Regions from separate parts of the Homo sapiens genome. Here region 1 is linked to region 2. A link is a loop called in an ENCODE intact Hi-C map of the cell type or tissue named here. Cell type or tissue: gastrocnemius medialis. All regions are shown on one strand.

Region 1 (2,500 bases), 120 kb before region 2:
AGAGGCTCTCTCACCTGTCAGAGATTCTGGAGAGAAAGCTATGAATTCAAGAAATCTGTTTAAAAATATGTCCATTAAGAAAACTCCTCTTTGAAAGCTGAGTCTTCTAAAAACTCTTACTATCGCTTGCTAAAATTAGTTTAATGCAAATACATTGTATAATTGAGTTTAATAGTGAGACTAAGTAGAGAATATTTGCCTAAAATGGCCAAAAATGGCTAGGAGAAGTTTATTCCTATATTACCTATTCTTTGCCTCCTTTTTTGCTTTTTTTCCTCATCTTTTGGCCAAATAAATAAAGTACTGGAGAACCATCCATTCAAGTCCGCTTTGCCAGAATATTTTTCTGGAATTTTCCCTTCCATTCCACAATCCTACTAAGAAAAATTTCATATTAGTGAGCAAATATTTCCCTCCTAAACTGAAATTCTGTTATTTTAGTTCCCACTTGCCAAAGGCAGCGTGATTTGAACATTCCTCTTCACTTAATATCAATCCCCATCAGATAATCATTAAATGAACAGAGGCTGCAGGTTAGAAGGAATGCTAACAATGCAGATAAAGTCCTCATAACTGGCAGCTATGAATTAATTCAGCCAGATCACAGCCCAAGAGGGAGACTGTCAAAAGGAGCAGAGGGGGCTGGGAGAGTTGGCTTTAGTGCCTATAACTTACAGCACCTTCCCCTAGGCCAAGCAGCCTGGCATTTCATATCTAAAGTCATCACAGGAATGAGATGAATTCCATTGTCCTATCTGGCGACTGCTCACCATGGCAAGTCAACCCTCTGTGACTGTTAGAAAGGGAAACAGTCATGTATTTTCACCCACAGGAATGAATTAAAGTGACTGACTGTGAGGGAGCAACTGACCCAACTAGGGGACATTAGGCAAAAGGTCAGTTGACCTCTGGAGCCATTCCATTTCTGGTTTAAGGCCTTGAGAGAATACATGAACAGAGCCTTGGGGAACCAGAGTTCTAATCTTACCCCCTGCTCCTCCTTTCATCTCTCTGAATAGCCTGCTTGTTGATTGGAACTTACCTTCACCATCAGCAAGAACTGACTATTTTGAATTTCTGAGCTCCATGGCCAAGCTCCGCTCGCTTTGGGTTGCTTTGTGTCCTCAACTAACCATTTCAGGCAGGGAAATGTTAGTGTATTCCTGAGTTTCACCAGTAGATGGAAGCATTTTTGACCGTGTGACACTTTTGGCTTCCTAGTCCTAGGAAAAAAAACAATCTTGGATTTCTAGGAAGAGCTGCGAAGCTGAGGCACCAGACCCTTTGTCTGACACAGTGCCTTTTCTGTGTATAAAATACCTTTCCATATTTAAAAAGTGTGAATATTTTGAGAAGAATCAGAAAAGAAGAAATTAGGAAATGGTCAGAGTTTACTTTCAATAGCAACAACTACCTATGTCTCTTAAATCTCTCACACTATTAATTAAGCAATGTAAAATGAAGATCATGATTTATAACAACTTCTAGTTTAGAACAGATATAGTTCTATAGTTCTCCTTAAAGCCCAAAGTATCTTATAAACAAAACACTCCATCCTTAACCAAAGGCCAATGGGAGGAAATAGTTTGACATATGTACTCTGCTCAGCTGGCTGCTGGATTCTAGAGCAAATAATCTTATCATTGAGACCTTATTATAAAATTTCCTTGACCTATGTGTCCTAAGGTTGGTAGGTTTTATTTAGAAACCATAGAATATACTTAACAGAAATGTCAAGGAGATTGTAGGTTATTGCTAATCATTGGCAGTAATTTAAATATAGAGCAATTATGTGTCTTGACATAGTTGATAACTAGATTTTGAAACTGAAATATATTCACTTTCTCACTCTGTACCTCCTAAAGCTGAAACCCAAGGCATGTTCAAATAAAGCTTTGAATAACTTTTCTGCCACTGAAAGAAATTACATCTATAGCCTACGGTTTGAATCATATCAGAAGGAAGACTTGCAGCCCTTGGTGGTATTATATGTCTTATACTAGGGCATTCTTCAGCAAAAGCTCCAGTATTCTGTGATAGCTAGGGGTATCCCAGGGGCACTTTAGGGTATCTGCATATGGATCAACCTAGAAACTTTGCTGATATACTCTTCTAAATATGTTCTCTTCAGAGTAGAGGGGCTAGATAGATAGGTCATCTACATATATATAGTTTCTATATTAACATATAGATATGTGTGTATATATATATGTGTGTATGTGTGTTCATAAAAACACCGAGAATGAAAGGCCACATAACCACACAAGAGAGAATGCATCAAGCCAATGTGGATTTACTCATTTAATTCTGTAATCCTAGAGCTAGCCCTAGCTAGTGCTGACCTTGAAATAGAGAGTATTATGACAAATAAGAGAAGGTACAGTATAGTATTTCCATCCCACCACTTATTTTCTTCTCCAGATACTACTGACATAAGTCCTTTATTTCAGAGACAAGTTTCTTAAAGGAGTTGTCCGTCTCTATTTCTATTTCCTCACTT
Region 2 (2,500 bases):
CTAAAAAGGCTAAACTTATGGAGGTGGGGAGTAGAATGGTGATTACCAGAGGTTGGGAAGTGTTGAAGTCAGAGAGGAAGAGAACTTGGTTAATGGGTACAAAAATACAGTTAGAAAGAAGGAATAAGTTCTAGTGTTCACAGTAGAACAAACATAATTAATAAGAATTTATAGTATATTTCAAAATAGCTGCAAGAAAAGCATTATAATGTTCCCAACACGAAGAAATGGTAACCGTTTCAGGTGATGGCTATCCCAACTACCCTAATTTTATAATTATACATTATAGGTATGTATCAAAAGATCCCATGTACTCCACAAATATGTACAACTATTATGTATCAATAAAGACAGAAAAAACATTATATATAATTACATAATACAGACATAATGAATATGAATCAACTCTTAGTATATATGAGGAAGAAGTGCTTGAAAAATTTCTGTAATTTTAATCATTAAAAACCTAGTCTCCAGAATTAAATTTTATTCACTTAATCAAGTCTTGTTTCAGGAGAGAGAGACAGATATAAAGAAAGGGTATAGCTACTTGAACAAGGGAGGCAGCATCCAAATGACAGCCTGCATGTTGTTTATTCACACAGAGTAACTGCTGGCCAAAATAATATCTCCCGATGTTCATTTAGTGTTGACAGAAATGGTGAGAATATTCAATACTATCAACTTTCAGCCACTGAATGTGCTTATTTTGAGAGCACTGTTCAAAGAAGTGGATTCTAGCTATAAACACTGCTTTTCCCCCCACTTAAATAGTCTATTGAAGAGGAAAATACCCATACACATTAGTAAAATGAGAAATGAGATAAAAATATTGTTTCCTTACTCTAATGCCGACGAAGAATAATGGTATGATTTAAGGGACCTAAGTAAATAGCATATCCCAGTAATATAATCAGTATTGTGAGCCACCTAACTCTCTCATTCAAAGCCAAGGTGTGGAGATTCTTAAGATCAAAGATAAGTGGTCGGAATTTCTTAAGAGGGCCGACCATGTGGGCAAGGGCTTTGTTGTTCAGACTTCGACCCTTCCCCAGAGCCTGAAGATTTTCTTTAGAAAACAAAGTCAATGCCACGACTGGACCTTTCAACACCACACCCAAATGCTGCAACAGATGATATCACTTTCCAGGGTAAACACAAGCAGTGTATTCTGAGGCCACTGGCCCGACTTCCCAGGTTGACTCATCCTGCCTTCCAGCCTTGAAGGGCAATATCCTTACCAACATGTGATCTGAAGGAGCTCTGAACCCTCCAGTGAGACATCAGCCCATCAGACTCACAGAGAACAGCAGGAAGGCCAAAGACTCAAGATTTATCTATCCTTGAAGTGAGCAAAATTCCTTGGTAAAAGATTATAAAATAAAACAATTGTTTTTCTGATAAAATTTAATTTTTTTCAATGTTTTACTATGTTTATATTTTTAAGTCACTTAAAATTGGTAGTTTATTGATGAACTAAATATCTATTAAGTTATTCAGTGATGCTGATTACAACAGGCCTCCGTTATACGAAGGGAAAACATCCCAGACCCCCCAGTGAATGCCTGAAACTGGATTCTACTGAACCCTGAGATGGTACTAAGTGACTAACGGGTGAATAGCGTGTACAGCATGGATACACTAGACAAAGGGAGGATTCGCATCCCGGGCTGGTCAGCAAGAGGTTTCATCACCCCACTCAAAATGGTGAGCAATTTAATACTAATAAATTGATTATTTCCGGAACCTTTCGTTTAATATTTCCCAACTGCAGCTAACCGTGGGTATCTAAAACCACAGAAAGCAAAACCACAAATAAGGGAAGACTACTTGTATTGGGAAGGTGCTGAGGTAGCTCAGTACTGGTGGCTGCCCGGGTAAAAGAATGTGACATGCAATACTCTTCAATCAAATAGGAATGTGTGGTTGCCATGGTGCCACCACATGGAGGATTGTCTCCCATCTGGGGACCTGGGTTTGCAAATGCTCAGTAAGAGTAAGACTTCCTGTTATTCCTTACAATGGATAAACTTGGACTGGGTCTTCAGAGTGGATGTTTCTCTCTCACCCGAGCAAACACAGACGAGCTCTCTGTTGCCGTGTGAGCCCCTAAAAGCCTTCCTAATAACAAACTGAAGTCAGCTAAGTTCAGGTAGCTAAAATGGTGCATTTGTTATAAAAGCCGTGGCCACAGAATGCAAACTCTTAGAGCCACCCAGCCCAGCTATTTCCTTCAGAATCCAACACTGAGCCAAGCGGTTTTTATTTTATCTTCTCAAACTAGGTAGCACTCCCTCATAGCAGACTCCTGGATAACCTGCAGGTAGCTGGGTGCACCCCTACTTTTGTGGGTGGTTTCCAGACCAGATTTAAAACCAATTACCAGGTGTTATGTAACTGAGGGCACCAGAAAGAGCCTGGCATGAGTGGGGAGGGAGGCATTGAGGAAAAGAGTCACAAGCAAAAGAGGAGAAAACCATGAGAGAAAACAAACAGGAGC

What was found. Hi-C counts contacts between places; a loop is a spot of excess contacts. Peaks named below come from ENCODE experiments on the same cell type or tissue, not always from the same donor. Only the 100,000 strongest peaks of a DNase experiment are listed, where the experiment ranks them.
Region 1: a loop joins it to region 2, with 1.8 times the contacts of the local background. A loop is called at or near these places in 1 of 110 quality-filtered maps.

What each region holds. Positions count from the first base shown.
Region 1 is chr15:38,990,008-38,992,507 of GRCh38, reverse strand. All of the region lies in intron 2 of LOC105370777 (a long non-coding RNA gene), which reads left to right. Among named protein-coding and RNA genes, the nearest start is that of LINC02915, 260 kb to the left of the region's middle. In gastrocnemius medialis, a CTCF peak has its summit at 1,152 (motif pointing right); no DNase peak of the experiment used is centred here.
Region 2 is chr15:38,867,177-38,869,676 of GRCh38, reverse strand. It overlaps a transcript of LOC105370777 not described here. Among named protein-coding and RNA genes, the nearest start is that of LINC02694, 170 kb to the right of the region's middle. In gastrocnemius medialis, no CTCF peak of the experiment used is centred here; a DNase peak (open chromatin) is centred at 1,186.